Linked DNA regions of Homo sapiens: all the other regions are linked to region 1. Evidence: read pairs that join two places in POLR2A ChIA-PET (ENCODE). Cell type or tissue: GM12878. All regions are shown on one strand. Links, peaks and the distances in the headings refer to the core of each region. The heading gives the core; the rest is flanking DNA. Region 1 overlaps SREBF2 (sterol regulatory element binding transcription factor 2). Region 2 overlaps MEI1 (meiotic double-stranded break formation protein 1). Region 3 holds the start of LOC124905125 (a long non-coding RNA gene).

Region 1 (8,338 bases), core at 2,186-6,185:
AGGCTGCAGTGGAGGATCCCTTAAGCCCAGGAGGTAGAGGCCACAGTGAGCTATGATCACATCACTGCACTCCAGCCTGGGTGACAGAGTAAGACCCTGTCTCTAAAACAGAAACCCAGAACTTACTGTGAAATGGAGGGTTAAGGATCACAACAATAAAAAATCTCATAGGTGACCAAAAAAAGGAAAAGATTTATTTTTTAAAAAAGATAGGGACCTGCCGGGCACAGTGGCTCACACCTGTAATCCCAGCACTTTGGAAGGCTGAGGCGGGTGGATCACGAGGTCAGGGGTTCGAGACCAGCCTGACCAACATGGTGAAACCCCGTCTCTACTGGGCGTGGTGGCGGGCGCCTGTAATCCCAGCTACTCAGGAGGCTGAGGCAGGAGAAGTGCTTGAACCCAGGAGGTGGAGGTTGCAGTGAGCCGAGATCCCGCCACTGCACTCCAGCCTGGGCGACAGAGCAAGACTCCGTCTCAAAAAAAAAAAAAAAAGTGGGGGGACCTAATAAAACAGTCACACAGTTTTATAGACCAGAAAAACTAAGAAATATATAAATACCACAATGAAAAGGCACTTTGGCTTGAAAAACACCTGAGGTTTGCTTGTGGGAAGTAAGTGTCATTAGGTTACAGCTTGGGAGTTATCAGGAAGTGGTGGAAGGAGGGCTGTCTGAAGTCCAATGGAAAGTTCTGACATCAATGTGATGAATGTGATTCATAACACATGCAGTGACCTGATGAAGCTGGTAGATGTTTAAGGTGCCTGTGTATGTGTGTGCACATTTTGTGCATTCCTGCATGGCTCATTTCAGCCGAATATGGTTTTCTGCACTTCCTAGTGTTTTTCTCATGCATAAGCAAATGCAAAATTTATATTATGCTCAGATTGTTTCTGGATGTATCTGATGCATTTGAACAAATTCACATTTTCAAAGTAAGAGTTAAAGCAAAAGTGTCAAAAAAAAAAAACCCACTATGAATAATGTGTACTAGCTAATACTAAGTGCCAGGCATGGTGCCATAGATTCCACATGAGTTATCTCATCAATCCGTGAGTTAGCTGTAATTGTTAGCCACAATGTACAGTTGAGAAAAACTGCAGCTGAAAGAGGTAAAACTTGCCCCAGGTTCCAAGGCTAGGATATGGTGATTCTTTTTTTTTTTTTTTTTTTTTTTTTTTTTGAGACGGAGTCTCGCTCTGTCACCCAGGCTGGAGTGCAGTGGCGCAATCTCGGTGCAAGCTCCGCCTCCCAGGTTCTCGCCATTCTCCTGCCTCAACCGCCCAAGTAGCTGGGACTACAGGCGCCCGCCACCACGCCCAGCTAATTTTTTATATTTTTAGTAGAGACGGGGTTTCACCGTGTTAGCCAGGATGGTCTCGATCTCCTGACCTCATGATCCGCCCGCCTCGGCCTCCCAAAGTGCTGGGATTACAGGTGTGAGCCACCGCGCCAGGCCGACATGGTGATTCTTAATTGCTATGTCATTCTTTTTTTCTGAACATATTAAAAGAGAAATAACAAAGTGGGGGAAGTACTTGCAGACATTTAAGAAGAATAAGTATCTATAATATCTGGAAGTTTTTTAAATCAGTGAAAAAAAAAAAAAGACAAAATAGCCTGATAGCAAAAATGGACGAAGGTCAAGAGCAGGCGGTTTACAAAGGAAGAAATGCAAATGCTCAATAAAATTGGGACTTTAGAAAAAAAAAAGACTTTCAGCCTCAGTTAGTACTCAGTCATGCAAGACAAAACAATTCCATGTTGGTTTTTTCCACTATCAGATTGACAGAAATGGCTGTGAGGAAACACTAGCAGGAGCATAGATTTTTGAAACCTTTCCAAAGCATGTATAGTGGTCCTTTGACCCAGCCATCTAACTTCTAGGAATTTATCCTAAGAAAATAGAGAAGTGGGGGAACAAAAGAGTTGTTAATAATGCCGAATAACTTGCTGGGTGTGGTGGCACACGCCTGTAATCCCAGCACTTTGGGAGGCCAAGTCAAGAGGATCGCTTGAGCCCAGGAGTTTGAGACCAGCTTAGACAACATAGGGAGACTCTGTCTCCACAAAAAAAAGATTTCTTTAAAGTTAGCCAGGTTTGGTGATGCATGCTTGTAGTCCCAGCTACTCAGGAGTCTGAGGTGGGAGGATTGCTTAAGCACAGGAGGTAGAGGCTGCATTGAGCCCCACCACTGCCTTCCAGCCTGGGCAAGAGAGCAAGACCCTGTCTCAAAAAAATAAAAAAAAAAGATAAGGCTGAAAAATTTAAAGCAATTTTTCATCATTAAGTTAAACAAATTTTAATACACTGGTACAGTACAATGGCACACAGAATGATACCGTGGGACTCTGAAAAGGATGATGTTACGTCTGTAATGGTTGACACTGAATGTTCTTCATATTTATTAACCAAAGGGAACAGGGTGCAAAGTAGCATGTTCAGTGTGATCTCATTTTTGTAAAACAATTTGCATGCATGTGCATGCTTAAGTGTGCAAGCAAGCCTTGTAGAGGAAGAAATCTGGAAGGGCACACATTAAAACATTGACAATGGGCCGGGCGCTGTGGCTCACGCCTGTAATCCCAGCACTTTGGGAGGCCGAGGCAGGTGGATCACAAGGTCAGCAGTTCGAGACGAGCCTGTCCATTGTGGTGAAACCCCCTCTCTACTAAAAATACAAAAATTAGCTGGGCATGGTGGCACGCACCTGTAATCCCACCTACTCAGTGGGATTACACCGGGAGGCTGAGGCAGGAGAATTGCTTGAACCTGGGATGTGGAGGTTGTGGTGAGCCAAGATCATGCCACTGCACTCTAGCCTGGGCAACTGAGTAAGACTCCATTTAAAAAAAAAAAAATTGACAATGGATGACTCAAGAATAGTGGAACTGCTGGATGATTTTTATTTTTGTTCTTTTCATTTATATGCTTTCTAAATTTTTCTTTAGTGAATATATTACTTTTATGATTTTAACAAATTATTAAAAACAGGGCCAGGCGCAGTGGCTCACACCTGTAATCCTAGCACTTTGAGAGGCCGAGGTAGGCGGATCATCTGAGGTCAGGAGTTCGAGACCAGCCTGGCCAACATGGTGAAACCCTGTCTCTACTAAAAATACAAAAATTAGCAGGGCGTGGTGGTGTGTGCCTGTAGCCCCAGCTACTTGGGAGGCTGAGGCAGAAGAATCACTTGAACCCAGGAGGTGGAGGTTGCAGTGAGCCGAGATTGCACCACTGCACGCCTGGGCAACAGAGCGAGACTTTGTCTCAAAAAAAAAAAAAATTATTAAAAACATTGTCTAACACAAGGTGCATAATAAATACAAAATATAAGAATAAATGACCTTTGTAAACTAGGTTTCCCAGCCCCTAATAGGGCTGGGTAACAAATACCTGTTAAAGGATTATTGACTGAATCTGTAATTTGGAGAAACTGTAACCCTATTTGGAGGCTTCACATTCTTTATTCTTGACCAGAATTAATTTAACCAGATTTCAGGTTACCTCATTCTCAGGTAGATGCTGAAGGCTGAGCTGAGCAAAGTGATATTTATGTTACCTCCAAGCCACAAGCTCCATAAAGTTCATGTGAACTCAGGGTCTCTTTGTGAGTCATGGGGCTGCTTGCAATGCACGGATGATAACAGGAACCTCTAATTTTGGTTATTTGCTTTTAGAGACCAGAACCCAGATACAGTTTCCTGGGGCCTCACCTACTTTGTTAAGCAACTTAGCTATAAGTTTACAAAGCAGCTAAAAACAGGAGCAGGGGAGTGAGATGAGCTTGAGCGTGCCAGCCTAGCTCGTGGGAGGCCTGTCTCTGGCCCTGAGCTTTGTGGCCTGCCGTAGGAACTGGAGCTTCATTTTCAAAGCTCCATAAAACTCGCCTTCTCCCGGGCCTCCCTTTTCTGAGTTTCATGGCTCTCTGTGGAAATGACAGCCTGTGTAATCACAGAATGTGAATGATCAGAGCAGGGAACAGTGAGGAGCCATTAGGACATTCCCATGGGTGTAGCTCACAGTTACAAAGCACAACTACACCCTGGTTCTCCAGGCCTCCTCTTTCCTGGCACCGCAGACCAGATGGGGTCCTGGAGAGGCTCTGCGTGCCCTTCTGGAGCTTCCCATCACTCCTTTCTGCAGATGTTCATCTTAACAGCCCCTCTGTGCCACTCAGCCCAGTACCCGGCTGCCCGGCTGACTGGAGATGGCTCCACTGGAGCTTTTTGTGTGTGGGTTGAAAGGGACTTTTTTATTTTAATTTAAGTAGTCTCATTCCATCTGCCTACACACTCTTACGCTTCGTGAACTAAGCTTTCTGACCTGTGTAGGTTACTTCACCACACCAGCCCATATCTTTCCCACAAAAGGGTTTCAAGAGTACTTGACAAAATGAGATCAGTGCACCCACATGCCTGTGTAGTGGGTGCTCTGGAAGTACCGCCAACATTGACCTGCATAAGGGTCTACCCTTCACCAAGCACTTCGGATAAATTATCTTATTAATCCTCAGGGCAAAGAGGCCAAGTGTGTATTTTCAAAGCAGCCTTTTGTAGTGAGGAAACCAAGGCTTAAAGAGAAGTATCTTGCCCACGCTCACACCACTGATTAGGTGGGCCTCCAGAGACTCACACCTAGGCCTGACTACCACCAAAGCCTGTGCGCATCTATGAGGCCACCCTGGCCTTCTGCCCTCCTTAGCTTTCCATGGATGGAAACTGTCGGCCAGTGTGTGATATTCTTCTGGCTCTGTGTTACAGCCCTCTGTATTGATTTCTTACAGAGTTGGGATTTTGGGGGAATTCTAAAAGGTTCAACAAATTCTTAGATTTCTCTTAGTCATTTTCTTAAAGCATTTTATAATCTTGTACTTGGAGTGTGTCAGCACTAAATTATGTTTTGTTTAAATGTACTGAATTTGAGGACATTTCTCAGTTTAATCATGTCACGGAATTGGAATTGGTTAGTACAAGCTGCAATATCTGTAGCAATCTGCCCATTTCTCCCTCGCACAAGGCTGAGTGAGGACAGAGCTTAGTGTCAAGATGTTGGTAAATAATACCACTATGTAGGAATGTAGTCTGGTGAGATGCTGTTTTTCCCAGCAGGTTTAACTGACTGAATACTTAAGGTGCCCAGATTGAAATGCAAAGCTCCAGTTATCCCATATGGAGACTACACTAGAAAGCCCCAGCAGCTTTATTTATTTACATTTATTTATTTATCTATCTATTTATTTATTTATTTTTTGGGACGGAGTCTTGCTCTGTTCCCTAGGCTGGAGTACAGTGACGCAGTCATCTCGGCTTACTGCAACCTCTGCCTCCTGGGTTCAAGCGATTCTCCTGCCTCAGCCTCCCGAGTAGCTGGGATTACAGGCACCCACCACCATGCCTGGCTAATTTTTGTAGTAGACAGGGGTTTTCACCATGTTTGTCAGGCTGGTCTCGAACTCCTGACTTCAGGTGATCCACCTGCCTTGGCCTCCCAAAGTGCTGGGATTACAAGCATAAGCCACCACCCCTGGCCTATTTACATTTAATTATGATTTATTTTTCCTATCCTTCTGCAAGCATATATATATATATATATATATATATATATATATATATACACACACACACACACACACACAAAATATCAAAATATATATATATATGTATATATATATATATTTTTTTTTTTTTTTGAGACTGAGTCTCGCTCTGTTGCCCAGGCTGGAGTGCAGTGGCACGATCTCTGCTCACTGCAAGCTCTGCCTCCCGGGTTCACTCCATTCTCCTGACTCAGCCTCCCGAGTAGCTTGGACTACAGGCGCCCACCACCACGCCCAGCTAATTTTTTGTATTTTTAGTAGAGACGGGGTTTCACCGTGTTAGCCAGGATGGTCTCGATCTCCTGACCTTGTGATCCGCACGCCTTGGCCTCCCAAAGTGCTGGGATTATAGGCGTGAGTCACCGCGCCCGGCCCAAAAAATCTTTGTGTTTTTTTGTTTGTTTGTTTTGTGTTCAGAGAAGGGATCTGGCTAGGTGCCCTGGCTCATGCCTGTAGTCCCAGCACTTTGGGAGGCCAAACCGAGAGGTTGCTTTTCAGGAGTTTGAGACCAGCCTGGGCAACATGGTGAAATCTCGTCTCTACAGAAAATACAAAAATTAGCCGGGCATGGTTGGCGCACACCTGTGGTCCCAGCTACTCAGGAGGCTGATGTGGAAGGATCGCTTGAGCCTGGGAGGTGGAGGCTGCAGTGAGCTGAAATTGCAACACTGCACTCCAACCTGGGTGACAGAGCAATACCCTATCTCAAAAAAAAGAGAGACAGAGTCTCGCTGTGTTGCCCAGGCTGTTCTCAAACTCCTGACCTCAAGTGACCCTCCCACCTTGGCCTCACAATGCACTGGGATTACAGGCATGAGCCACCACAACCGGTCTCAGCAGCTTTCTGTTTGTCAGATATACAAATATACCCCAGGCTCCAGGCCCCCACATCCCCCAAAAAACACACACACACACACACACACAGCATCAGAGACCTGAGAAGGACATCTTGGTGGAGGTTTGGGGGAATGGAGATGGTTCCTTTTATTTTTTTATAGTGGTGGTGTGGTGGTTTTTGTTGTTTTGGTGTCTAAATCAGAGCATCACATGGCCTTGAAGGTTTGGAAAGGAGGGGCCATAGTTCAAGAACAAGCAGTAGCTTCTTGGGAACGTATTGGAGAGAGAAAAGAGAAAAGAATATGGACAATGTAGAGAATTGTAGGTCTGAAACTATCTGGGACAAAGCTGAGGCTCCTGACTTCTATAGGGACCAGTCATATGAAAAAGAAGGGAGTCGTGAGAGATGATGGGGTAGTTGTGGGTTAAGTTGGGTTTTGGAAAGCCTTTGGGAAGATTGACCAGGGAAGAGGCCCTGGAAGTAGGCTTGAGACCCTTTGGGCTGGGAATTTAAGGGTCCCAGCTACTTGGAACATGATCTAGAAAGGGAAGCGAGGTCTCCAGGTGGACAAATCCCTTTGGACCCAAGACTCCTTGCCCAGAGAAAAGGGGCACAACCAGACAAGGGCTAGCATGGGCCCTGGGAAGCACGGAGTTCAGGGTGGGGCAGGCTTGCTGTGTCCTGGCCTGGCAACATACCTGCACTGTGTTGTGGTAGAAGAACACAAAGCTGGGAGGCAGAGAACTGGTTCTAATCCTAGCTGTACCCTGACAAGCTGTGTGACCTTGGCCAAGTTACTTTCCTCTCCTGGACTTCATATATGGTTTTTCCATTCTTTGCATCCCTGAAGCTCCATGACTTAGGGGCCATCAACTTGGTTGTCCCTGAGTGTTTCCAAGAATACCAACAGTGCCCAGGGTTTTACTCAGCTTGGAGAGGAGGCCTAGAGCCTCCCTGTGGTGAGGAGGAAAGAGGTTAGAGCAAGTTTGGGTCTGCAGTGCTAGGATTAGAGGTGGCCTCACAAGCCAAAACCGCTATACTCACAGCCTTAGGACAGTGACTCCCTACTCGCTGCCTCAGTGTTTCCAGCTGTAAAAAAGGACCCTTGGTACCTTCGACAGAACAGCACCCATCTAGTACAAAGGTAGTTCCTTTTATGATCAAAACAATCAGGAAAAAGAGAGAGGCTGGGTGCGGTGGCTCACACCTGTAATCCCAGCACTTTGGGAGGCTGAGGTGGGTGGATCACCTAAGGTCAGGAGTTCGAGACCCACCTATCAATATGGTGAAACCCTGTCTCTACTAAAATTACAAAAATTAGCCGGGCATGGTGCCGTGCACCTATAGTCCCAGCTACTCAGGAGGCTGAGGCGGGAGAATCGCTTGAACCCAGGAGGCAGAGGTTGAAGTAAGACAAGTTCGCGCCACTGCACTCCATCCAGCGTGGGCGATAGAGGAAGACTCCGTCTCAAAAAGAAAAAAGAAAGAAAATGAGAGAAAGGGCCTGGAGGTGAGTGTGAGGAGGGAAAAGAACATCAAACAGATAAAGTCCTGTCCTGTTGTCCTGGGACCTTGGGCAGCCATCTTGGCCCAGATGATCCCCACAAGAAAGAGGTAAGGGTTTCCTGACCCATTTCTGCCATGGTCTTAGGAAAGTCATTGAGTTTTCATGCCTTAGTTTCTTAAGCAAGTTTGAAAGTTCACTTTTTGGATAGCAATAAAATTACTCCTTTTCTTTTGTTCACAGAGATGCTGCAATTTGTCAGTAATCAAGTGGGAGAGTTCCCTGACTTGTTTTCAGAACAGCTGTGTAGCTCCTTTCCTGGCAGTGGTGGTAGTGGTAGCAGCAGCGGCAGCAGTGGCAGCAGCAGCAGCAGCAGCAATGGCAGGGGCAGCAG
Region 2 (7,142 bases), core at 2,601-6,600, 82 kb before region 1:
AGCTTGATGTTTGGTACAGTATGGAGACACTGAAAATTTGGATTGGTTTATTTTATTGTATTTATTTATTTTATATTTTATGTATTTATTTTATTATTATTTTATTTTTGAGACAGTCTCACTCTGTCACCCACGCTGGAGTGCAGTGGCAAGATCTCTGCTCACTGCAACCTCTACTTTCCAGGTTCAAGCAATTCTTGTGCCTCAGCCTCCCAAGTAGCTGGGACTTACAGGTGTGTGCCACGACACCCAGCTAATTTTTTTGTATTTTCAGGAGAGACGGGGTTTCACCATGTTGCCCAGGGTGGTCTCAAACCCCTGAGCTCAAGTGATCCGCCCACCTCAGCCTCCCAAAGTGGTTGGATTACAGGGGTGAGCCACTGCGCCCAGCTTAGTTTTTTTCTATTTTTAGAGAAGCTGAATTTTAAAAATAATTTTTTTTTTTTTTTGAGAGAGGGTCTCACTCTGTCGTTCAGGCTGGTGTGCAGTGGCGTGATCTCGGCTCACTGCAACCTTCACGTCCTGGGTTCAAGTGATTCTTCTGCCTCAGCCTCCATAGTAGCTGGAATTACAGGCATGCGCCACTGCACCTGGCTAATTTTTTGTATTTTTATTAGAGGTGGGTTTCACTATATTGGCCAGGCTGGTCTCGAACTCCTGACCTCAAGTGATCCGCCCGCCTCAGCCTCCCAAAGTGCTTGGATTACAGGTGTGAGCTACCACACTCGGCCTAAAATTATATTTCTAAGCAAAGCGAAAGGCAATCTGTGGCTACCTGACAGAGGACTGAGGGTTTGGAAGTAGATTTAAAGGTGTCAAGAGGAGATGAGTTATTTCTTTTCAGGGAAGGACAAGCCATGTTTAGCTGATAATACTGGTTAAGAACCTTAAGATGTAGTGGAAACATAGTGGGAAGGCCATGGGCATTGGATTCAGATTTGGGTCTATTTGGGCCATAGACTGGGTGACTTATAAACAACAGGAATTTATTTCTCCCAGTTTTGGGGGCTGGGAAATCCAAAATCAAGGTACTGAAAGATTCAGTGTCTGGTGAAGGCCTACTTCCTGGTTCATAAATGGCTGTCTTCTTTCCTTCCTTCCCTCCTTCCTTCCTTCATTCCTTCCCTGCTTCCTTCCTTCCTTCCTTCGTTCCTTCCTTCCATCCATCCTTCTTTCTCCTTCATCTTCTTCTTTCTTCTTCTTCTTTTCTTCTTCTCCTCTTGTTCTTCTTCCTCTTTTCCTCCTCTTTCCCCTCCTTCTCCCCTCCCTCCTCCTCCTTCCTTCCTTCTCCTCCTTTCTTCCTTCTCCTCCTTTCTTCCTCCTCCTTCTCCCCTGCCCCCCACAGCCTTGACCTCCTAGGCTCAAGCAATCCCCCAACCTCAGACTCCTGAGTAGCTGGGGTTATAGGCATGTGCCAGCATGATGACTTGTCTTCTTACTGTGTCCTCACATGACAGAAGGGGTGAGGGAGGGAGCTCCTCGCAGTTTCTTTCAAAAGGCCACTCATCCCATTCATGAAGATTCTACCCTCATGATTCAGTCATCTACCAAAGGCCTCACTTCCTAATACTATTACATTGGGGGTTAAGATTTCAACATGAATTTTGGAGGAACACAAACATTCAGACCACAGCATCCTGCCACTTTCTGGCTGTGGGACCTTGGAGAAGTCACTCAGCCTCTCTGAGCCTCAATTTTGTAAGTGCAAAATAGGAATAACAATCCATGCTTCACATTTTGTTTAGTGGGATTAAATGAAATAATGAATTCCTGGTACCAACCTATGTCTGGCACTTAGTATATCAGTTACGCCTGTTCTAAATGAAGAAAGAAATAGGAGTAAATCCCAACAAAACACCTCACCCCTTAGGAAACAAAAAACTTTGAACCTGTTATTAAGGGCCATTGAAGCAGGGCAGGGTGTCTGACCTTCAGGTGATCTGAGCATCAGGCTTCTTGCCCAGTCCTCCTTGTTCTTCACAGCCTCGGGGAACCTACCATTGCTGCTGAGCCTCCTCTCCCTGATGCAGCTCAGGAATGTGTCAGAGCAAGAACTGGACAGCGTGGCCATGAAGCTCCTTCACCAAGGTGCCCTGGCTGCTTGGGATAGCGCCCAAGGGCCCAGGGCTGGACGTGCAGTGGGTGCTCACTAAGTAGGCTGGTGTTCTTCTTTCTTCTACTCTTTCATCCCTTTGGAAGAAGCTAGTAGGTCAGTCTGTCCCTAGGGTTTTCTTGCTAAAGGACCTCTCAGGGCTTTCTCTGCTTGTTCTCTGGGAATGTTTGGGAGACACCCTACCTCTGCAAAAAATCAGCATTATGAGGCCAGGGGGGTGCTCATGCCTGTAATCCCAGCACTTTGGGTGTTTGAGGCCGGAGGATTGTTTGAAGCCAGGAGTTCAAGACCAGCCTGGGCAACATAGCAAGATCCTGCCTCTACAAACTGCCAGGCCTAGTGGCTCACGCCTATAATCCTAGCACTTTGGGAGGCTGAGGCAGCATGTCGTTTGAGCTCAGGAGTTCAAGACCAGCCTTGGCAACATGGTGAAACCCTGTCTCTACAAAAAAAATACAAATAATTAGCTGTGTGTCGTGATGCAGACCTATATATAGTCCCAGCAACTTGGGAAGGCCGAGGCGGGAGGATTGCTTGAGCCCAGGACGTCAAGGCTGCAGTGAGCTATGATCTCACCACTGCACCCAGCCTGGGCAATGGAGTGAGACCTCGTCCCTAAAACAAACAAATCTGTATGACAGGCACAAGCTCTAGAGTCAGGAAGGCCTGGGTTTGAATCTCAGCTTAGTCACTAGCAATCATCTAGTCTCTGTGAGTCTTAGGTTCCTCATAGGTAAAGTAGTAGTACTTTCCTAAACTAGGGTTAAGATACGGAATACTTATCTAGTTGTTAAGATAAGGAATACTTATCTAGTTAGATAGAGAATGTCACACAGTGCTTGACACACAGTAGACCTTCAACAGATCCTATTCATGCAGATTCCTTTTTTCCTGGCACAAGGTCAGCTCTCCAGCTCATCCTACAATTGACTCAGATCTGATGATCCAGTTCACAGTTCTCCAGGCTTTTTTCTTACCCACACCCCAAACCTCCTCGGTTTCTCAACTCATGATGCTGCCATCACTTCACAGGCAGCACCTGCAGGAAGATTTGCTGAGGGAAGGTTGAAATGAATAGGAAAAATGACATGTCTTCAGTGTTTGTGGACCCCCCAGCTCCTGTAGCCACAGGTGAAGATGGGGCATCTTCCCTGCCTGGAGCCCAGTCCACCTCATGAGAACATCAGTGTCAGATTCAAAAAAAGGCCACTGGGGACGCATTGCAGATGGCCTCAGCCTGGTGCCAGTCATCACCAGCCTGTCTGTGAGATCAAGGCTGACACTAAGCTAGGAGGGGGATCTGTGTGTGACAAACTCAGCCTTCAGAAGAGCCTCTGACAGGGAGTAACAGGCTGAAACCCACACATGAAATGTAATAGGACATTTACATATAATCCTTGAGCACTTCTATATGACAGCAGAGAGTAGAGGACTGTGGTTCGGGGTGGAGGTACTGGTGTGGGAGGGAGCTGAGACCTGCTTGTCTGGGTGAGCACCGAAGTCAGGGTGTGATGTGGCTGCCAAAAAGTGAATGGAGCTGTAGGTAGGTTTCATATTAGGATGGGGATAGGGAGATGGGAAGTGGGAGTTCCCAAGAGTAAAGGGATATGTTCTATAGATATCTACAGTGTAATGTTGCACTGATGAGGCCTGGGAGAATGCAGAAGCACATCTAATCTTGCCTTGAGAGGTTAAGGAAGGCTTCAAGGGGGAGATGAACTTTGAGCTGAATTTTTTTCTTTTCTTTTTTTTTTTTTTTTTGAGACAGGGTCTCACTCTGTCACCCAGGTTGAAGTATAATAGCATGATAACTGCTCACTGCAGCCTCTACCTCTCGGGCTCAGGCGATCCTTCCACCTCAGCCTCTCGAGTAGCTGGGACTACCAGTGTGTGCCACCATGCCCAGCTAATTTTTTGTATTTTTTTGTGGAGAGACGGGGTCTCACCACATTGCCCAGGTTGGTCTTGAACTCCTGGGCTCAAGCAATCTGCCTGCCTCTGCCTCCCAAAGTGTTGGGATTACAGGCGTAAGCCACTGCGGAGGCCTGAGCTGAATCTTGATTGCTGACGGGGACAAGAGGAGTTAGCTAAATGAAGTGATGTGAGAGAGGGGATGTGGCAAGTGCAGGGAACTGCACTTCATTCGACTGTTAAAGTTCCCTTGGGAAGGTGGTGACGATGTTCACAGGATGGATCCCTTTGAAATCCTAAAGTCTTTCTGTGATGTGCAGCTGTAGGCTGCTTGCCTGATGTTTGTCTAGATGGAGGGTGTGAATGTGCCTTAAGGTTTGTCACTGTGTTTCTTTCCATTGGTTGTAATATCAGGGATACTTAGTTTGTGCTTGCTCCCCAAGACTGACATCTGAAATAGCCAGTCGCAGGCTACCACCTATGACAAGTGTGAGTGTTTTGCGACAGGCCGACTGGGGACTTTCATCTCTTGCAGTAAGCAAGCTGTGTGGGAAGTGCAGCCCCACTGACGTGGACATCCTGCAGCCCTCCTTCAACTTCCTGTATTGGAGCCTTCATCAGACCACACCCAGCAGTCAGAAAAGAGGTGCAGGGGCCCGGGCTGGGACAGTGAAGAGTGCTGGGCAGTCTGTGGTCCTCTGTATCTCAACTTTTTCATCTTAAAAAAACAAATAGGGTTGTGTGTGTGGCTGGTGGTCATAAGGTCCTTTCTGGCTCTAATAACCTGAGCTTCTGTTATGAAGCTGGGACCCTTAGAGCCTCAGGATGATCCTCTGTTTGTTTGTGAAGCCCCAATCAGGTGCTAAGCACCATAGTGGCACTTAGCTGAAGCTCCTCTGTAACTCCTGTGGGCCCTGCCTTGCCCACCCCCGACAGCTGCTGCAGTGCTCCTGAGCAGCACAGGCCTGATGGAGCTTCTGGAGAAGATGCTGGCCCTCACCTTGGCAAAGGCAGATTCTCCCAGGACTGCACTCCTCTGCTCTGCCTGGCTGCTCACTGCCTCCTTCTCTGCCCAGCAGCACAAGGGCAGTTTGCAGGTTAGTCTTTAACTCCTGTGGCTTTGAGGCATGGGGTGGCACTCAAAGGAGTGTTGAAGATCCTGAGTTCTGGTCCCAGCTCTGGGGGCTTATTAGCTGTGTGACCTTGGCAAGGTATTTACCCTTTCTGAGCTCAGTTTCCTTTCCTACAAAATGGGGAAAACATCTCAGGATTGTTGTGAGGTTGTTTCATATTAATCCACTTAACACATAAGGTTTACCTACACTCCAGGCTCTATTCTTGGCACAGAGGAATAAAAAATGAATATAGCATGTGTCCTACCCTTAGGGAACTTGTAGTCTTTAAGGATAAGATTGTACTCAGCAAAGATAGTGGGAGAAGGCATTCCAAGTAGAGAGAACAATATGAGCAAAGGCATGAAGCTGCACAAATTCAGGACATGCTCTGTATATTTGGGGAGTGGTGAGGTGCTCTGTGTGATGAGAAGGTGGGGAATGAATGGAGCAGAAAAGACCAGACGGGGAGGCAGAAGCCAGCCTGCGACCTTAAAGTGCAGCATGGCAAGCCGTGGAATGCCACACATGGTTAACTGTCATTATTACTGTTCGAGAAGGTGATGCAGGGAAGAGGAGAGCAGTGGACTTATCCACAGAGCACCTCCTTCCCCTCAGCCCCTCCCTCTTGTAGGGCCTTGTCATCACAGTGCCCTGCGTGAGCTCCTCTGTGGGCTACTTCTCATGGAAACCATCTGCTAGCCTCTGTGGTATCCTCACACTGCGCCCAATACTGTGCCAATCTAGTGATGGGCACACAGAAGTGACATGAGTTTTAAACTTTGGCCTCTAGAGGGGCAACAAGCTGTGGCAAATCTATGCTCTGGCAAATCCTGCAGGTTGTTGCCTGTGGTTGGTTTAGGACAGAAACCTTTCCTAATTTTCCGTGTGAGGCTGCTGGGCTCATCCAGCTGTCTGCAGTCACCTGCCTAGGAGAAAACTTGCATTTTGTCCTTGGCTCTGCCCTGGCCCTCAGCTCACACCTAGGCAATTACCTGCTCCTAGCTACCTCCAGTGCCCTAACTCAGGCCTGATCATTCGTCCTCCCCACTAATGTGACCTAGTTACAGTCTCCTGGCCACCCGCCTCTTCCCTCCTCTGCATGTCCTATCATTGCAGCCACAGTCTGTCCTCACACCCCTTCTGCCCAAGCTCCTTCAGCAGCCTTTTTGTCCTCCTCTAGGCCTGGCCCTCTGCAGCCTTACTTTCTGCCATTCCCACCCACCTTCCCTGTCCTCTGGCCAGGCATTTGTGCTTCTCCCAGTCAGCTATGCTCCTTCACATTGCCATACCTTTTTTTTGTCTGTTTTGTTTATTATTAATAGACTTCATTTTTAGGACAGTTTTAGATTTATAGAAAAATGGTGCAGGTAGTACAGAGAGTTCCCATATAACACCCCCCCTCACCCCCGACACACATACACAGAGTTCCCTGTTATTTTATTTTTTCAGACAAAGTTTTGCTCTAGTTGCCCAGGCTGGAGTGCAATGGTGTGATCTCGGCTCACCGCAACCTCTGCCTCCTGGGTTCAAGCGATTCTCTTGCCTCAGCCTCCCTAGTAGCTGGGATTACAGGCATCTGCCACCACACCCAGCTAATTTTGTATTTTTAGTAGAGACGGGGTTTCTCCAAGTTGGTCAGGCTGGTCTTGAACTCCTCACCTCAGGTGATCCACCCACCTCAGCATCCCGAAGTGCTGGGATTATAGGCGTGAGCCACTGTGCCCGGCTTGTCTTAATTTCATAGATGAAGAAAGTCAGGCATGCTGAGAGAGGTGCAGTAACTTGCCCAAGGCCATACAGCTGACAGGTAGCAAAGCCAGGATTTTATTTTATTTTTTAAAGAAATGGAATCTGTCGTCCAGGCTGGAGTGCAGTGGCAGTATCCCAGCTCACTGCAGCCTTGGCCTCCCAGCTCAAGTGATTATCTCACCTCAGCCTCCTGAGTAGCAAGAACTACAGACACATGCTACCATGCCCAGATAATGTTTTTGTATTTTCTTGTA
Region 3 (8,338 bases), core at 1,817-5,816, 57 kb after region 1:
TCACAAACCGAGGGGTAGGGTGTGGGGGCCCTAAGGAGCCCGGACCCGGTCCCAGCACGGCCCAGTGGTGTTTTCGGGGTTGAGTTGAACTGGAGAAGGTCCTGGTGCTTGGCTTCTCCCTGCCTCAGTATCTCATCTTAACATCAAAGACTCTTCCTGGAGGGCAGACTCATAATCTGCCCCTTCCAGGAGATAGGGGTCGATATGGAACCTCCCTCTGTCCAGACGGAAACAGCAGGAGGGCAAGGACTGGGCGTGCAATTCACCCAGTGTGCAGCTCAGGCCTCTGTCGGCATTTGCTGAATGAATAAATGAATGAAAGGACTCCAGCGCCTAGTTTCTGTGAGATGAAACATTTGGGGCTCCCTAGGGTCCCTCCTGGTCCCCTTTCCATCCGTCCTTCTCTCAGCAACTGGGACCAGCTTATGAAAGTGGAGAAGGTGGGGGAGAAGAAGAGGAAGGATTTACATTTTAAGGAGGATCAAGTCTGTTGCCTGACATGAGGGGCTGACAGACTAATTTCAGGTATTAATGGGTTCAGACAGGAAGAGGAGGTGACCTCCCCACTCAGAGCTTCTCCTTGTGCCCTGGCCAAAGACAGCCTGCTCCCTCCACCTACACACACACATGTGCACACACATGTACACACACTTCCCATCCAGCCCCGAAAACCCACCCTCATTAAAGGACCCCTTATTACCAGTTTAGAAGAAAAAACACAGATGAACAAAGGAATTAAATGAAATTGCTTTAATCCCATGTCCAGAGACAACCACACTAAAATATGCCACATTTACATGCTGGATTGTAACTAGTTTGTGGTTTACTTTTTGCCATCCTTAAACTTTTCGTTTGGCTGGGGGCAGTGGCTCACGCCTGTAATCCCAACACTTTGGGAGGCTGAGGCAGGTGGATCACAAGGTCAGGAGTTGGAGACTAGGCTGACCAACATGGTGAAACCCCACCTCTACTAAAAATACAAAAATTAGCTGGGCATGGTGGCATATGCCTGTAATCCCAGCTACTCGGAAGGCTGAGGCCAGAGAATCGCTTGAACCTGGGAGGCAGAGTTTGCAGTGAGCTGAGATCACACCATTGCCCTCCAGCCTGGGAAACAGATTGAGACTCCGTCTTAAAAAAACAAACAAACAAACAAAAAAAAAAAAACAAAAAAAAACCTTCTCATTTGTGATTCTTCTCAGAGCTTCTGAGCTCTACTTTCTGGAGCGTCCTTTCCTGCTTCCTTTCCTTAGGGCCATTCCTAGAAATGGAATCCGTGGCACAACCCGTATCACTGGTATTGAAGTCCCCACCGCCCTCTGCCCACTGCCCTGGAGGCTGCAGGAGCTCTGAGGGGGGCCTCTTCTCCCACCTTTCCCACCCGTTGCCGGGCACTGGGTTGAAAGAGGCTTGTCTCTGCCCCCTTGGAACTGGGGCCTCTTCCAAGTTAGAGTGAGGGGTCAGAGCAAGTCTCCCAGTGCTCCCCCTTCCTGGACACCCTCCTGCCCCCACCGTCCTGGCACTGGGTGCTTTCCTCATGTTGACCCCATCAGGCCTTCACATACATATACATAGTGACAGCCATTTGTCCAATGAAGGAAGTGGATTCCAGCCCCTCCCAGGGACTGATGTCCAACCCCCAACACCACCCCCCACCCCCCACCACACACACACCTTCCTCCCCGTCTCAATCTGATTCAGTGGTCAGCCAGCAGCCATAGGTAACCATAACTACTGGGTCTGTGCCAGGCACTGGATACCCTCTTCTCTCCATGGGAACACCTGGCCGCGGGGAGTGAGTGGAGCAGGAGAGGGCAGCTGTGAACACAGAGCCCAGCTGACCCTGACTGGCTGAGTCCTGGGATCTGATCGCCCATTCAGCTGACACTGCCCCAGGTGCCTGGCCATGTGCCGGGTGAGGGGATCTGGAGATAGAGCAGCCCGGCCGAGGAGTGACCCCTTTGCCCTGGACCCCGGGGTCTCTCACCCCATCAAGGCTCCAGGGCAGCCACCCCTTATCTCTTCTGCCTGCCCCCCTCCACTACCACTAAGCCTGTGTCACCAAAACTCATCCATTGATCCAGGCTTAAAATAACCCCTGGCATCTGCAGCAAGCCCCGCGGGGCGGGCAGAGGAGCCGAGTCCCTGCTCCTGAAGGGCACCCGCCCCGCCCCCAGCTCCCAATGCTGGCAGCTCGAGTGTGCGGGTGTCTGCGCGTGTTTGGGTGACAGCAAGAGTGTGCATGTCTGGGGCTAGCATGACTATGAGGGCCTTCCCTGCACGGTGGGCATGTGTGTGCACACGTGTTTGTCAGCATACATGCTCCTGTGCACGAACGGCCTTCCTCCATGTCCAGCCCTCACCTGGTGCTCAGTTCTGGCTGGGGAAGGCTGGGGGCCCTGAGAGGTGTGGACATGACAAACAGCCTGTGCTGGGCCTCAGTGTCCCCATTTTAGGTGGTGGGTGACCAGTCTGCCAGCTCTGCTGAGCCCTGGGAAAGGTTTGGGATTTCCTAGAGAGAAACTCAAGACTCAGAGAGAGGAAGTGACTTGCTGTGACTGGCACACAGCCAGGAAGGGCAGGGTCTGGCCTGGAACCTGCACTATGAGTCCCGAATCCACATTCTGGCCAGTTCAGCACACCCGGGAGGCACTCCTACCCCACGACAGGGCCCTTGCCAACACCTGACCCAGGCTCATTTGCCCCCTGTCTGGTCACGCAGGCTGCCCTCTCTTCCTGGAACCCCTTTCCAGCCCCACATGCCCAGAGTTTCTAGGTTTTATTTATTTATTTATGAAACGGAGTCTCTCTGTGTTGCCCAGGCTGGAGTGCAGTGGTGTGATCTCGGCTCACTGCAACCTCTGCCTCCTGGATTCAACCAATTCTCCTGCCTCAGCCTCCCGAGTAGCTGGGATTTATAAGGACCCGCCACCATGCCTGGCTAATTTTTGTTTTGTTTTGTTTTGAGACGGAGTCTCACACTGTCGCCCAGCTGGAGTCCAGTGGCGCGATCTTGGCTCACTCCAACCTCCGCCTCCCAGGTTCAAGCGATTCTCCTGCCTCAGCCTCCGGAGTTGCTGAGATTACAGGTGCACGCCACCACGCCTGGCTAATTTTTGTAATTTTTAGTAGAGACAGGGTTTCACCGTATTGATCAGGCGGGTCGCGAACTCCTGACCTCAGGTGATCCGCCCGCCTCGGCCTCCCAAAATTCTGGGATTACAGGCGTGAGCCACGGGGCCCGGCCTAATTTTTGTATTTTTAGTAGAGACGGGGGTTTCACCATGTTGGCAGGGCTGGTCTCGAACTCCTGACTTCAAGTTATCGGCCCGCTTTGGCTTCCCAAAGTGCTGGGATTACAGGTGCGAGCCACTGCGCCCAGCCTTTATCCTTTATTTTGGAGCCAGGCTGACCGGGTTGGAATTCCTGCTCTTCAGGGCCATTCAACCTTTCTAGGCCTCAGTTTTGTCATCTGCAAGATGGGCTACCAGCATTTCGGCAGGGTTACAGGGAGAAGCAGTGGGCCCCAGAGACACTGAAGCCAGGCTGAGAAGACCGTGACCGCGGATGCCACCCACAAGCCTCCAAGGCCTCATTCCTAAGCTAATTTCACTTCCATTTCCTCAATGATGCAGTTACCCAAGAAGCAGAGGCTCTTGGGGACTCTGGGCTCCCTGCTGGTGCAAATGCCGATACCAGGAGGGGTTCTGGAGGGAGGGCCCACGGCTGTCTTTGTCTCCCGCGAGGCAACTCTGACTCAGGCTCCAGCTGCCCGTGGGAGGGAGGGGGCGCCCGGGCTCCTGAGGTCGCCAGGGAGCGGCGGGACTGGGAGGCTCCAAAGCCCTCAGTGTACGTGCGAATCCGGAGCGGACACCGAGACCTTAGCGCGGGAACCAAGAGAGGACAGAGCTCCACGGAGGCCACAGCGCGTGCACGGGGACAGGTGCGCCCTCCCCGGCAGCCCCCCTGCTCCTCGGTCACAGTTCTGTGCGGAGGCGTCTTGCGCCCTCCCCCCTGAGCCTCGCCCTTGAGTCGGGGCCGTGGGCCGCATCCAGGCCCCCAGGGCTCGGGATGCGCGTGAGGACCCGGACTCCCGAGGGCGCAGAGGTCGGGAGCCCGAAGCAGGCGCCCTTGGCCTTGGTCCCGCCCCTTATCCGGTCCCAAGCTTTTTCCTCGCCCCTTGGCCTTGACTCCACCCCTTAGGCATGCCGCTGGCCCCGCCCCTTTCCGGCCACCTTGAGGCTTGGGGGTCCCTCAGCCCCGCCTCTCTTCTTGACCCCGCCCCTTGGCAGCACCCCCTACCCCCGCCCCACGTCCAAATCTCCCGGGGCCGGTGGTGGCCGGGGCTGACGGCGGAAGCCGCGCAGAGACTCGCTTGCCCCGAAGTCGCTGGATTCGGGCCTGGATCCCAGATTATCCGCAGCCTAGGGGAGTGGAGAGATGCCCAAGGTTCCTCTGGGTCCCGGGACCCCAGTAGCGTCCCTCCCCCCGTCCCCCACGCCAACCACTGAGCGCCCTTCGGAGTCCCGGGAGGAAAGCGTAGGGGCGGGGAACTCTGGCATCTCTCTCCTCCCGGTTGCTCCCCGACTCTGCCCCGCTATTCCGCTATTTGGGGCAGTCGTTTCTACCGCACCCCCATTCTCTCCCCACCCTCGGGTCATGAGGGCAGGACCAGGCCTGCTCACACCTCCCTGCTGGGGGCGTTCCCTGGCTCTAGCAGGGGTCCCTCTGTCCCTACATGCCACAGGACCTCTTCAATCTCCAAGGACAGCTAGGTGGGCCTCAAGAGCCCCATTTTGCAGATGGGAAGAGGGGCCCAGAGAGTTGAGGCCCAGTGAGATGCTACCAGCTTGCAGGGATAGTGCTGTGTTGAGCCATCCCTGCTGAAACGAAAGTGGGGGGTCAGGCCTTCCTCCCTGGCCTCACCAGCTGGGCCTCCACAACCCCTCCTGGAGCCCCCAGCCTCTGGCTACCAGGCAGGAAGTGAAAGGGGCCTGCAGGAAGCCCCAGGAGGAAGCGAGACTTCAGCCAGGCCTGCCCCCACCGGCCAGGGCCCTGGGGACCTGGTGGGAATCAGACCCTCCTTCAGGAAAAGCTGGCCCGAAACACAGGCTCAGAGAGAGGCCTTTTCCCTTCAGTTCCCACCCGCAAAACGGCGCTTCCAGAGTCTGTCTGGGATCCCTCTTATCAAAATGAGAGAACAGTTGGGGAGAAAATCTGAGTAGTGATGAAACCAGGGAGTGGGGCCTGGCATCAGTCCCCGAGTTCTCCGCTCCCAAGGAGGGGGTCCGGGCCAATGACATTCTGCTGGGCAGGCATGGCCGCCAAGCGCAGGAGCCCAGGGTTCGCCCAGCTCCACCACCCACCTGTTGTATCTTGGGCCGGATCCCATTACCTCACAGGGCCTCTCTTTTCCTATCTGCAAACTGGACCATATAATCCCTCCTCATGGATGTGAAATGGTCTAGATTTTCAGGAGAAAATTTGGACCAACAGGGACCTTTAAAAAGGTCAAGGCTGGGCCGGGCACGATGGCTCACGCCTGTAATCCCAGCACTTTGGGAGGCCGAGGTGGACGGATCATGAGGTCAGGAGATCGAGACCATCCTGGCTAATATGGTGAAACCCTGTCTCTACTAAAAATACAAAAAAATTAGCCAGGCGTGGTGGCGGGCGCCTGTAGTCCCAGCTACTCAGGAGGCTGAGGCAGGAGAATGGCGTGAACCCGGGAGGCAGAGTTTGCAGTGAGCCGAGATTGCACCACTGCACCCCAACCTGGGCGACAGAGCGAGACTCCGTCTCAAAAAAAAAAACAAAACAAAAAGGTCAAGGCTGGCTGGGCGCGGTGGCTCATGCCTGTAATCCCAGCACTTTGGGAGGCCAAGGCGGGCAGATCACCTGAGGTCGGGAGTTTGAGACCAGCCTGGCCAACATGGAGAAACCTCATCTCTACTAAAAGTACAAAATTAGCTGAGTGTGGTAGTGCATGCCTGTAATCCCAGCTACTCGGGAGGCTGAGGCAGGAGAATCGCTTGAACCTGGGAGGAGGAGCCTACGGTGAGCCGAGATTGCACCATTGCACTCCAGCCTGGGCAACAAGAGTGAAACTCCATCTCAAAAAAAAAAAAAAAAAGTCAAGGCCTTTGGCGCAACAACTGTGCTGGGAAACAGAGACTCCTGCACAGGCGCATGTGGCCTGTGCCGTCTTGGCCACAACAGCAAAAACCAAAGTATCCAAATGCCCAGGTGGAAAACCTTACCATGTTGAAAACTTTATTGTGGAGTCTCTAAAGAGAGAGAAACTTACCAAATATTAATATGATGGTCAAGACATGAATTTGTATGTATAGAATGATTACAATTATGTAGAAAAATACACCACACACTCGAGGCCTGGGGTTACTGGACACGGGTCATTTCTTCCCTGACTACATCATGGATTCCGGTCCAGAACTTCCAGATTGTCTACAAAATGCCTATCTTCATTTTTTTCACAAAAAAAAATTTAAACAAACACAAACACCCCACCCCCCTCCTCCAGGTGCTCTTATGAAGATCAAATGAGGTATTGATGTGACGGCTCTGGGTCTCAGTTTCCTCGTCTGTTAAATGCATATGAGAATTATCTAAGGTTCCTTCCTGCCCTTCTCTGGGGACCACAGGCCAGGAGGAGAACCTTGCATACAACCCCTCATTTTTCAGAAGAAAAAACTGAGAACTCAGGGGAAACTTCCTACCGGCTGGCGGGGCCAGCTGGGACAGAGAGATGCCCAAGGTTTGCATGTCTGAGCCCCAGAGGGGTTTCACCCACCCTCGGGGTTTTCACCTGCTGAGCTAACCCTGGCTGTAGCAAAAGATGGGGTGGGAGATGGGGGTGTCCAGGAGAAGATGGGGTGGGGGAGATGGGGTGGCCAGGAGAAGATGGGGTGGCCAGGAGAAGATGGGGTGGGAGATGGGGTGGCCAGGAGAAGATGGGGTGGGAGATGGGGTGTCAAGAGAAGATGGGGTGGGAGATGGGGTGGCCAGGAGAAGATGGGGTGGGAGCTGGGGTGGCCAGGAAAAGATGGGGTGGGGCAGATGGGGTGGCCAGGAGCAGCTCAGACTCCCCCAACTCCAGATGGAAGGGGAGTGGATGGCTGGGCCCATGTGGGCCTGACCCCACCAAACCTCTCCCACACCTACTGCTTGTCACTTGACCTCACCCTGTCACCTGGCTCCCTGGGGGCAGGGGCATCTGAGATGGGTTCATGGAGCAAATAGCCAGGCAGAGACCTGGATGTGAGTGGCCACTGTCTTCCAAGCTGGGCACACAACAGGTCCTTGGGACAGGAAGCACTGAGTCCAGAGGCCTGGCAAGGGACAGGAGGGGCAGGAGAAGCAGGGGTCTACAGGTGGCTCTGGTGGCAGCTCAGGGGGAGGCAGGCAGAAAACATCTGATGCACAGAACAGAACATGCCCAGGGCCCAAGAGTGGGAAAACAGCACCCAGAACTCCACCTTCTGACTCCTAGTCCAGTGCTCCCTTCCAAAGATGCTAAGCTGCAACAAGTTCCAAGGAAGCTGCCCAGGGCGAAGTCCAGGTCAGGAGGTTCTGACCCTGTGCAGGAGGGCAGGTAGGAGGCGGCTGACTGAGTGCACAGTGTCGTCCAGGAGTGGAAAGAGATGGTCTTGTCCCCAGACCCCAGAGCAAGGAACACCATTGTAAGAGGAGGGAGCAGCTTCCACTGTGACGGTGGGTGACCAGGGGGCTGGCACAGGATGGCCAAATAAGCCCAGCACTGGGGGGCCAGTGCTTCAGGGGAACAAGCCAGAGAGAGAAGGGAGTTCAAGGGACCTCATGTCCACCTGGTTCAAGGTCACACGCCTGCCCTGGCCTCTACACAAAGGAGCCTCCTGTAGGTCCCAGCCCTTCCATGTTTATGGCTAAATGTGCTGTGTCTTGGAGCAGCTGGAACCCCAGGTGGACCCTGAGAGAGCTACCTGCCAGCATGTTCCTTCAGCTCGAGTTTGGAGTCCAGCCCTGGAGGCTGCGCACCTCCTCCCAAATGCAGGCTTGTGGCTCTGGAAGCTGCCACTGGGGTCAAAATGGCATCTTAGGTTCTGGCAGATTGGGCCAATCTCAGGGTTGACCCTGGGGTACAGATACCTGAGAATCAGCAAAATCCAGCTCAATCTTTTCTCCTTTGTTATTTCTTAAAATAATCTTGTACTAAATCCCAAAGCAAGCGAACCCATGAATTGATTATTCACTGCTGCCATTTGCATCAGTTTAAAAGCAGGACGGCTCTGAGGGCAGGTATTAAAGAAATAGAGGCCAGGCCCGGCGCCTCCTGCCTATA

The links. Peaks named below come from ENCODE experiments on the same cell type or tissue, not always from the same donor. Only the 100,000 strongest peaks of a DNase experiment are listed, where the experiment ranks them.
Region 2: POLR2A ChIA-PET joins it to region 1 with 12 read pairs; 15 of 35 experiments call an interaction of 5 or more read pairs at or near these places.
Region 3: POLR2A ChIA-PET joins it to region 1 with 12 read pairs; 15 of 35 experiments call an interaction of 5 or more read pairs at or near these places.

The regions. Positions count from the first base shown.
Region 1 is chr22:41,858,644-41,866,981 of GRCh38, forward strand. SREBF2 (sterol regulatory element binding transcription factor 2) reads left to right here. Exons shown (of 19, transcript NM_004599.4): 2 at 8,188-8,338. Among named protein-coding and RNA genes, the nearest start is that of SREBF2-AS1, 28 kb to the left of the region's middle. RefSeq lists an enhancer at 4,008-4,508. In GM12878, for the core only: no CTCF peak of the experiment used is centred there; DNase peaks (open chromatin) are centred at 3,668 and 4,348; H3K4me3 peaks cover 1,168 bases; H3K27ac peaks cover 2,800 bases.
Region 2 is chr22:41,776,725-41,783,866 of GRCh38, forward strand. MEI1 (meiotic double-stranded break formation protein 1) reads left to right here. Exons shown (of 31, transcript NM_152513.4): 22 at 1,984-2,088; 23 at 4,560-4,670; 24 at 4,961-5,121. Among named protein-coding and RNA genes, the nearest start is that of CCDC134, 20 kb to the right of the region's middle. RefSeq lists enhancers at 4,592-4,641, 4,652-4,751, 4,902-4,951. In GM12878, for the core only: no CTCF peak of the experiment used is centred there; a DNase peak (open chromatin) is centred at 4,507; H3K4me3 peaks cover 2,202 bases; H3K27ac peaks cover 2,508 bases.
Region 3 is chr22:41,915,776-41,924,113 of GRCh38, forward strand. It overlaps LOC124905125 (a long non-coding RNA gene), which reads right to left and starts at 2,887. Exons shown (of 2, transcript XR_007068113.1): 1 at 1,675-2,887; 2 at 736-1,261. TNFRSF13C (TNF receptor superfamily member 13C) reads right to left here. Exons shown (of 3, transcript NM_052945.4): 3 at 6,257-8,338. It overlaps MIR378I (microRNA 378i), which reads right to left and starts at 7,522; the gene lies at 7,447-7,522. RefSeq lists silencers at 1,615-1,674, 3,825-4,294, 5,975-6,024 and enhancers at 1,905-2,064, 2,075-2,164, 3,279-3,782, 4,735-4,814, 4,895-4,964 and 1 more. In GM12878, for the core only: no CTCF peak of the experiment used is centred there; DNase peaks (open chromatin) are centred at 3,615, 4,266 and 4,716; H3K4me3 peaks cover 3,176 bases; H3K27ac peaks cover 3,374 bases.